2 separate regions of the Homo sapiens genome follow, and region 1 is linked to region 2. Evidence: chromatin loops called from intact Hi-C (ENCODE). Cell type or tissue: Calu3. All regions are shown on one strand. Each heading gives the region's core, and the rest is flanking DNA. Links, peaks and the distances in the headings are about the cores only.

Region 1 (5,388 bases), core at 194-5,193, 68 kb before region 2:
CCATTACAGAGAGTAGAAAATGCATAAAAATCCAGGCTGAGTAAAAGAAAAATAACTTCCTTATGGTATATTAATCTTTTCTTATTTTTTTTGTTTTTTACTACATACATGTAATTTTCCAAATATAGTCACCTATTATTCAAACCTAGGCAGATGGAAGGTGGTCTGGGAGTGTCATCCCATCTCCTTTCCCACAATGGTTGGCAAACATGAATGAACATTCTTATAAGTTGGTTTGCTGATGTGAAAATTTCCTTAGAGACCTGGGGCTTCCTTTTAAAACATAAAGATGACAACAACTGTTTCATTAAGAAATCCACACGCAGCCTGCTACCTGCTTAAGGAGGAAACATTTCCTTCGAGTCTAAATCAAGTGAGTAAATGTAACATAACTGCGAGGGTTGGGTACACTGAATTTCTGGCAGAAGTCCATAACTAAAAGAGGTAATGCATTATTTTATTTTATTTCTTTATGAGAAAAAACAATCTGCTGCCACACCCAGCTCAGGAATCAGAAGGGGTGGAGAGCAATTTGCAGCCCATTGATAAAGAACAACACAGACGATCTTAGGAAAATTTTTCTCACGTGAGCATTCCTTTTAACCAGAGTAAAAGGCCTAAAAAAGGGTAGTTGTGGTTGGCTCTGCCTTTGCTGTCTTTACCTGAATAGAGGTCAGGCCCGGGTCCAGGGGAGCGTCCCACGGTCCCTTCAGCAGCAGCATCTCTAGGGGAAGTGGCCGGCTGCAGGGACTGCACGGTGAGGCAATCTGTGAGCAGGTCTGGATGGAGCTCTGTGCTGGACCGCAACTAAGAGGACAAAACGGAAGAGACATCGATAAGGAGAGCCGGTCCTTGGAATATTTTCCTGGGAAGGCATCATGCTCTATCAGTGCAACTCAGCCCACAAAAATTTATCAAGCAGCAACTACGGGTAAGGCACAGAGCTTAACAGAGTGTCAATAAAAGGATCAGTTCTCCAATCCTAATAACACCTGGCAAGAGCTTCTGGAAAAATGTGGCTAGAGGCGGATTTGACTTCAGTCCTTGATATTTCCACTTCTGGCAACTCAACTTCCTATTATACTTCCTTTTATTTGCTCCGTATCTTATCAGAACTTGTAACGATAACAACAACAAACTCAAGTAGATTTAGTCCATCTTGGAAAGTGCTTTTAAAATAGAAACACTGTCATGAAAACATCCCAGAGATGATTAAGAAATGCCCATTGAGATTTAACTCCTATAGATTTTCCATGAAAGGAAAATACTCAAGTTAAATTTTAATATATTATGGCATGATTCAAAGATAAAACAATGTGATTAACAGTAACAAAACTCCAACAGTCAGTTACATAAAAACAGAACAATTTAGATCTTATACATTAAAGAGTTACATGTAAAAAAAAAATCAAACAATAAAAAATGCTAAAATAAACTAGGTGAAAAGTTATCTGATCTTTTAATGAATAAGAATTTTTTAAGTGTAATTGAAATGGAAAAAAAAAACAATGTAAGATTTAGTGACATAAAAATATTAACGTTCTGCTTGTACAAAAACATAATACCTTAAAAGCAATCTAGAAATGTATTTGTTACAAATATTGCAAATGGTAATCATCTTTGGTATTTAAAGAGTGTGTGTATAAATGGATTTTATAAAGACAAGACTAAACCTTTAGATATAGAGCTAGAGTATGCTTATGCAGTCAACAAATATTTATTAAGTGTTTGTTACATACTTCTCTAGACCCTAGGAATACTGACTGCTTTTGTCAAAGTTAGACTCTAGATGGGGAAGCAGATGATGAACAAATAAAACATATACAACCTCAGATGGTGATAAATGCTATGGAGAAAAGTGATGCGGAGAAGCGAGACAGTGAGTAGGAATAAGGGGTGGCAGCTTTAGATAGGAGATCAAGGAAAGCCTCTTGAAGATGGCATTTATAAAAAGCTTTGAAAGAAGTGAGGAATAAGCCGTACAGACCTATGGGGGAAGAACCTGCCTACCCTGTGGTTGTGCGGAGAAGTAAGAGTCAAGCAGGGTGAGCCTGGGGCCTGGGGAAGAGAAATAGAAGATGAAACCAGAGATAAAAGGTGGGGAGGTGGAAATGGGAAGGAGACGTTGGATAAAGCCTTGACTTGAACAGAAACTGTTAAAAAAAAAAAAAAAAGGAGAAACAGAAATGATAATAAGCGTGAAAAATGTTTGCACACTTGCAAAGAAGTGCAATGTTAAAACGTCTTTTTACTTGCTGAATTATCAAAAACTTAAAAAAAAACAGTAATGAAGGTACAGTGAGAGAGGCATTGTTCAACAATGTTCATAGGAGTGAATATTGGTACAAACAGTCTAGATGGTATGTGGGAATATTTTTTCAAGGTCCATAATTGAAATAATTTGATTCTAGAACTTGTCTTAAGGAAATAGCCAGAGGTGTTAAAGAAGATTTGTACCCCCCCCAAAATATACACATATATATATAAAACAAATAGCATTATTTATAGCAATACCTAATCAGAAAATGTAACTTAAAATGTCTTAAATGTCCACAAATAGGGCTAATCAATGATTTTACCTCAATTTGATGGACTATTATGCAACCATTAAAATGGTATTCATGAACATAAAAGCAAAACTCAAAGTTTTATATATATACAAAATGATAATTACATAAAAATACACAGACAAAATATCAGAAAGTAATATAATTGAACATTACAACTGATTTTTGCTTTCAGTAGTACTATTATGAATTTATTTCCTTCCCTTTTTTAAAGTCCTTTCTTCTGCTTTCTGTAAGGTCCTCTGAACGGGCCACACCACGGTTGAGCCATTGTGACCCCTGCGACACACAGGTCCAGGCCTCCTGGAGTCACAAAGCTTTGAGCAACAGGAGAACCACTAAAGAAGAAGAAACAGCTAGCTCCTGCCTTAACTGATTAACCGAACTTGCAACATTCCACCATTGTGATATGTTCCTGCCCTACCCTAAATAATCAATCGGCCTTGTGATATCCTGCCATGTGAACTCCCTCCACCTCGTGACTACGCACCTTGTGACATTCTTCCCCTGCCCGAAAAGACTGCCCCAACTGTAACCTTCCACTACCTATCCCAAACCTATAAAACCAGTTCCACTCCCACCGCCCTTCGCTGACTCCCTTTTCAGACTCAGCCCGCTCGCACCGGAGTGAATAAACAGCCTTGTTGCTCACACTTAGCCTGTCTGGGTAGTCTCTTCAATTAGGCACGCGCTTAACACTTTCCAAATTTTCTACATTCAAATGATGTGCCAAAGCTGGCTCGCACCAATCTGAGGTGTCAATTTTGTGCGTCTTTTCCAAACTTTCCATGCAATGATGATAGACTGATAGCTTGAAATCGGTCATAGTGAAGTATTTACACCATGGAAATTGGCAATTCTACAAACAGGCTTTTTCCATCTAAAGAGCTGGTTGCTATACATTACCAGCACACCACTGGCAATGACGATGACCAAATTCTGATCAGAAAGAAAGACAAACACACACATACAACAGTAAGTTACTGTTTAGAGAGAAGTATTTCTTGGGTCTCAGAAAGCTTCATAAAGAGACAAATGCATGTCCAGGTCTTAGCCCAAGGATATGAAAGTGGCACAGTGACCCTAAATACAGGGAAGGGACATTTAACACAGGTAGTGACTGAGACATCACTTTGTTGTAATTTCCTCAGCTGTGGCACATTCCAGTCTCTGACCAGGACTCTCTGTATTAGTGCCTAACTAACTCTTTCAGGACCTTTGGAAGGTATGTTTGTTATTTTTGTACTAACCTAATACATGCCGTGTAAGAAAAACTGGAAAAAAAAATTCAAGGCTTGGAATGAGTTCTGGTGATCACTTTTAATTTATCTTCTATCATTAAAATATGATCTGGGGTCCACATGTTTTACCAAGGGCAGACATGGATGCTTTTCTGCTTTCTATTACCAACTACTCTAGGGTTTTATAGTTACCCGTACCAACGAGGTCTTTGCAAGGAATTTCACGGCTAGGGTTACTTCTGGCATCAAAGACGGGCAATTCTTTCTTAGCTTCACTAAATATTCATGTTTTCCAACAGTGTGAGTCCATACAACTTTGTGGTGAGAGTTAATTTGGTTTTCTCTGGGATTAGGCATGGTTCTAGAAAGGGCTTCTTAAATTGAACAAGCTTAGGAACCTTAAGTAAAATTTCCAAAGGAGAGCCGTATGCATAGAAACGCAGTCATGATATGGAAGTGTAGTGTCCCTCACAGATCTTCAGACCAGGAAAGGGGCTTTCAGATCCCTTAAGGTTTTTAAACATTCTCTAGTACAGGAATGATCTAAAGGGTGAGGCAGGAGGCACATAGCAGAATCTCTTGGGAGGGGTGTCTTTCAATGTAACATAGTTTTATATTTGGAATAAGAAGCCCAACTATTTATTTAAAAAACTGCATAATGTATATTTTACCAACATCTTCTTAGCTGTCAGGAATAGTTAAAGAAGATAGAGGGAAATTTTTCAGTGACAGGAGGGAGGGTCTTTACTTGTGGTTCCCAATCTTGGGGATGTATCAGAATCACCTGCAGCGCCCCACCCCAGAGCTGCTCATTCAGTAGGTCTGCGATGCGTTTCTAAGTTCCCAGGTGATGATGCTTCTACTGGTCTTGGGATTTCACTCTTGGAACCACTAGTCTCTAAGAATTTTTATGAGGAGAAACTAATAGTTTTCTGTTTATGGAAAGAGGAAATGAACTGTGGAAACAGCGAATTATAAAAACCTAGCATTTTTAAATATAGGAACAGAAACCTTACTATCTCATCTTCCTTGATCAACTGTGACGAATAAAGATCTTTCTGAAGTAGTGACTTTGGGCATCTAGTTAGCAGATACTAGGAAAAGTCACAGGAGGAGAGGATACCTACAAATGCTAGGAATGTCTGCAAGTCATTGGACTTGGAGATACTGGGAAGGTAAGTTCCAACTTATGCAGGGATGAATATGTCATGTTTTGTAGCTTGTTGTCATCATAAAATATCTTGGCAATTTTCTAAGAAGCCTCCTTGGGACATCTGGACCTTAAAAGTTTATGTTATCTCCTGTGAGAAGTAACCATTAAGCCCAGGGCCATAAACGCGAAGAAATTCTTAAATTTCCTATATAACACATCTGACTTTCTTCAGACCTCATAATAATACATGGTTAAATGAGGCTCATTTCTTAAAAACAACTTGGATTGTATTTTCTTTCACAGGGATAAAAAAGGTTAAAAAATTTCAGTCTAGTTTATTACCTGCTGTTAGCAGAGAGCAAAGAACTTGCCCTTTACAAAGCCTTGACTGCTCTTTGCGGAGAAAAGTGGAATTTGAAACCACTGA
Region 2 (5,388 bases), core at 282-5,281:
CACATGCCTGGCACATACTGAATGCTCACTATATAACTGTTGAATGAATGACTGAATGGGATTGATGAAATCTATGACTGTTGCAACAAAATCCTGGCTTCCTTGGATGCCATTATGGGACATGACTATTGTAATCAGCAGGAGCAAAAAAGTGTATTCTATTAAATGCAGGAAATATTTATTGAGCAAATTCCAAGAATTATGACACTGTAATAAATCAAACAGGTGTTGATAGGCTAAATTTGACTTCAATGATGCAAAGCCTTTTTTTTTTCAGATAATGCTAATTGATGATATAAAAAAAGATGTCACATGAACTGCTTTAAAATTTTACCTCTTTAGGCCAGGCGCGGTGACTCACACCTGTAATCCCAGCACTTTGGGAGGCTGAGGCAGGCCAATCACCTGAGGTCAGGAGTCAAGACCAGCCTGGCCAACATGGTGAAACCCTGTCTCTACTAAAACTACAAAATTAGCCAGGCATGGTGGCGCACGCCTGCAATCCCAGCTACTCAGGAGGCTGAGGCAGGAGAATCACTTAGAACCCGGGAGGTGGTGTGAGCTGAGATCGCGCCACTGCACTCCAGCCTGGGTGACAGACAAAAAAAAAACAAAAAACAAAAAACCCTTAAAACAACTTTTTTAAGGTATAAATTACACACCACAAAATCCACCCAATATAAAAGTGAAATTCAATGATTTTTTAGTAAATTAACTGAGGTCTGCAACTCTCACCACAATCCAGTTTTAGAACATTCTCATCACCCCAGTGAGATTCCTCATATCCATTTACAGTTAATCCTTATTCCTACCCTCAACTCCAGACAATTTCTTTCTGCAAAAAAAAAAAAAAAAAAAAAACAAAAAAACATTTTGAGGATTTCTCAATCAGGTACATGATTGATACTGTACATGCAATTCTTCTTGGACATTTAGTAAAGAAGTCCAGTAAGGATCTCTATCTGCCATACACCTGGCCAATTCATTTTCAGTTACTGTGTACCTGAAAATCATTTTGAAATCAATTTTTCTTTAAAAATTCTCTATCCTGCTGGGCGTGGTGGCCCATGCCTGTAATCCCAGCACTTTGGGAGACCGAGGCGGGCAGATCACCTAAGATCAGGAGTTCAAGACCAGCCTGACTAACATGGTGAAACCCTGTCTCTACTAAAAATAGAAAATTAGCCAGGCGTGGTTGCACGTGCCTGTAGTCCCAGCTACTCAGGAGGCTAAGGCAGGAGAATCACTTGAACCCAGGAGGCAGAGGTTGTAGTGAGCCAAGATCGGGCCATTGCACTCCAGCCTGGGCAATAGAGCGAGACTCCACCACAAAAAAAAGAAAAAGAAAGAAAAGAAAAGAAAGATATTAGTATATGAGGATAAGTATACCAGCATATTTACTGCTTAATGTGTTACAGGGGCAGCAACACAGGACACATGCCTGAATCCTCGGTTATAATACATCAATACTACAGACTGTGATGCAGCTATCAAGAAGAATGTGTTACAGTTACATGAAGTGACCTGGAGAGATATCCATATTATGATGCTAAGAGACAAGTGCAATGTCATGAGAAAGATGGATAATATGATCCCATTTTCTGTAAGGAAAATCATATATGTGTATATATTTGTATGCTTCCACAACCGTAAAGAATGTGCAGAAGGACAGGCACCAAGCTCTTCACACTTATTATTTTAAGGGGGAGAGTGATGGAGGCTCAGGAGGTGAGGAAAATACTTTGTGCATTGTTGTGAGCAAATAATGCTTTGTTGTTTGAAAATAAGACCCCATAAATCATATCTTCAAAAACTGGAATTACATTTTCCATTAACTCAGGTTAACTTTCTCATCCCTTCCTTTTCGCCATAAATCTAAATTCATACAATCTGTCCGAAGGTGTGGGCTAAAATACGATGTGGATTCTTGAGATCTCTGGGTTATAATTTTAGAGTTTTCAAAATTGGATTTCAAATCTATTGTCACTAGTCTAAGGGGGTGAAGACCTTGGCAGCATGATTTTATCATGTAGCAGGAGCAGAATGATCGTCAGCAGGAAGCCTCACCTTTAATGGCTTTCAAAGTTCTTCTAACTGAATGGGACAGTGGAGATACGGTAAATGCTTAGATTCCCAGTGCTGATGATAGGGAGCTTAACAGCACTTGTCTCAATACTCATGGTAGCCTAATTAAATAATACAGAAAGCATATCAGTTAAGCAACAAACAAAATTTTTTTAAAGGAGGTAGCATTTTCAGTATCACCAAATGAAATGCTGACTATATGCATATGAAAAATACATATACGTGTGATAATCCGTCTATACAAAATGCTTAACAGTGATATATTAAGGAAAAATGTTTGATTAAATTATACAAATTATATAAGAAAGCTAAGGTATTGTATTTTTATGTTCTCCATAGGTAAGGTTTTTTTCACCTTTATAATGTTATTCTTGCCAATTTCATCATTTTTAACAGTAAATCTTTTAATTTAAAGTATTATATCCAGGAAACTACATAAATGATAGTACAATTCAGTTAATTGTTATAAATTGAAGAACTCATGTAACCACCATAGATCAAGTAATAGTACATTTCATTATTACTCCTAAAAGAAATTCAATCTTTAATTCTGGAAAAGAAAGTCTGAATTACCAAATACATTTGGTACATTTAGGGAGTTACTTCATCCACTGGGGTTTAGACTGGACTGTCTGGGTAAAGATCTAACTATAAGTGAGTGAGCAAATTTAAATATGACTCCACAGAGTCTAGGGACAAGACACCCTTTGCAAAAGTGTGTTAGGCTCCATCAAAACGGCTTGGCTTTTTTTCCATTGTGTCACAGAAGCAATTGTCAGGACCAATGACTTGTCCGTGTTTGAGTCACAGAACTAAAGCCAAAGCCTTGACTCACCTCTAGGTTCATTTTTCCCCTTGTCTGCTTTGTCACCAAGGTGTAGTGTGATGAAATGCATATGACCTGGCAAACTGAACAATGAGCCTCACTGTTCGAAGAAGGTAAAACAGACGATTAATTTGTCAGCACAAAGTGAAGATTCAGAAGGCTGAAATATCAATCTCCTTTTCAGTCTATTATTCTTTCTTTGAATAAAAGGTTGCTTATAATTCACATTAGGTTAGAAATGCAGAAGTTCAAAAGCGAGCAAACCTTGTGCTATACGTTCCCTACACCTCACAGGAAATATCTCCAAAGAAGAAGAGGTCTGCGGAAAGGATTTACTAAGGCCCAATGTTTCCACTCAAAGTAGACCTTCTTTTGGTCTTGCACATATCAGATACATAGCCACTTGGTGACTTGATCAGAACTGATACGAAGTAATCAAGATCAATTTCATGAAAGCAGAGATCTCAGGAATATGGACCATGAAGTGATTGTTGTTTATAGTAATCAGCACCTTCAGCTGGGCTCAAGATTCCAAAAGCCCAGGATAGCTCTTTGATTCTTCTGGAGATCTTCTTTTCCCAACCAAATACAGCCACTGTGAAGAACTCAGCTTGCTGTGTATGAAGCTACCAAAATAACTTGGGTCCCTTGTTTCTGAGTTCCATGACCAAGCTTGTCAGAAGCCCCAGATGGTTGCTTTCAGTCACTCCTAATGACAGGAAAGCTAGGCAATCCAGCACCTCTGTCCAGAAACTGAGCAAAATTCAAAAAGTGGCATTTTCACAGTATACTTTCAGGGAAGGAAGCTAGGTGAGGGGCTTTAGATCAATTCTGTTATTTCCTGTTTCAGGGGCAAATCTTGCAACTTGGTGGACAAATGCTACCTATGATAAAATATTTTATTTAGAATTGTACAGTCATTTCATGTTCCAAGTGAGTAACGTTCACTGCATTCACACACAACCAGGAAGTCAGTAATTTAGTGTTAGCTTTCGTCTCTGCCTAAATGCAAAAGTCTGGCACATAAGATAATTTGAAAACAATTATTAAGGGTGGTTTTCAGAGCTGGTACACACATATAACCAGCAAATATCTGGCACAGATCCTTCTACTTTAGCTCAGAGATTTCCTAAAGAGGACAGTAAACAAGACCCTCTCTGTTTCACTGATGCTAGTAAAGGGATTAAAATAGTCATAAACAAGATTTTTTAATGGTGGAAAAACTCAAAAGCAATGTAATATTACAGTCCTTATATTATGAGAAGATGAATCGTGTTGATTATTTTTTGACAGAAGACTCTTGATAATTCATGGAACAGGAAGTCCAAAATGTAATTTCTTTCCTAGACAATCTGGGCAAACAAATGCATTATTTGTAGAAGAAATTTTTATTTTGTCAACCTAAAAGTTTGCCATAGACATCTTCTTTAAAAATACAGAAATAAGAGACTACCAGTGTTACCTTGCCCCTGAACAAGGCCCAGGATGCTGCTAATGCACAGGACAGCCCTCATAACAAAGAACTATCTGGCTGAAAATATTAGTAATGTAGAGGTTGAGAAGCCCTATCCTATAGCATGGAGTTGCAGGATTATTCAGCAGAGCAGAAACTGAGATTAAGTTGATCATACACACAAACCTCTCACTCAGCACAGTTCAATTTCTTCTAAACTTTGGAGAACAATTTACCAAGTAAATATCCTAGTGTGAAGCTGGCAATTGAAGAGAGAAGGATGAGAAGATGAGTATTCCCAAAGTTAAACAATGAGTTCAAAGCAGGTTCAGAGGCACAACATTGGCTGTATTTGCCCTGCTATATGACTTTAGTATTCTGAGGGGAAATAAAAAAAGGATGGGGAAGAAGAAATGGAAGGAAAAGAGGGAGAAAGGGATGGAATGGAGAAAGGGAGGGAGGGACGGAGAGAAGGAAGGAAGGGAGGATCGATCAAAGGAAAGAAGGAAGGATCGAAGGAAGGAAGGAAGGATTAATTGAAGGAAGGAAGGAAGGATAGATCGAAGGAAGGAAGGAAGGATCGAAGGAAGGAAGGAAGGAAGGGAGCCTTATGCTTTCCATCACCATCAAAGAATGGAGCAATGGCAAGATAGCCATGTCACCCACCCCTCTCAAAGTGGAGAACATTTGGAGCTCATTTTAGACCTCCTGTCCACATGAAGACACTACACACTTTCTGCCTATGTCACATCAGAAGGAGCTTGAGGCTGAATTCTATTTTATGCTTTAATGGTGTCACTGGCACAAAGCAGCCCTTACTCGGTTGAGGGAAAAGTAACCCAGCCTTAAAAGAAAAAGTCATTATCTGATCCCTATGCAGTCATCCCTTATACCTAAAAATGGTATTTTTCAGAAATGAGAAAATTCTAAATAAGCCATTGGGGGAAACTAATAACAGGTTTGTGAGAAGAAGAGAGAAAGGGAAATGAAAAGGGATCTATTGCACAACAAAGACACAGACACA

Evidence for each region. Hi-C counts contacts between places; a loop is a spot of excess contacts. Peaks named below come from ENCODE experiments on the same cell type or tissue, not always from the same donor. Only the 100,000 strongest peaks of a DNase experiment are listed, where the experiment ranks them.
Region 1: a loop joins it to region 2, with 7 times the contacts of the local background. A loop is called at or near these places in 1 of 110 quality-filtered maps.

Annotation. Positions count from the first base shown.
Region 1 is chr9:3,898,029-3,903,416 of GRCh38, forward strand. GLIS3 (GLIS family zinc finger 3) reads right to left here. Exons shown (of 11, transcript NM_001042413.2): 7 at 663-807. It overlaps GLIS3-AS1 (GLIS3 antisense RNA 1), which reads left to right and starts at 618. Exons shown (of 2, transcript NR_026663.1): 1 at 618-931; 2 at 2,805-3,220. In Calu3, for the core only: no CTCF peak of the experiment used is centred there; DNase peaks (open chromatin) are centred at 613 and 3,113.
Region 2 is chr9:3,966,173-3,971,560 of GRCh38, forward strand. All of the region lies in intron 4 of GLIS3 (GLIS family zinc finger 3), which reads right to left. Among named protein-coding and RNA genes, the nearest start is that of GLIS3-AS1, 70 kb to the left of the region's middle. RefSeq lists an enhancer at 2,156-3,355. In Calu3, for the core only: no CTCF peak of the experiment used is centred there; a DNase peak (open chromatin) is centred at 2,919.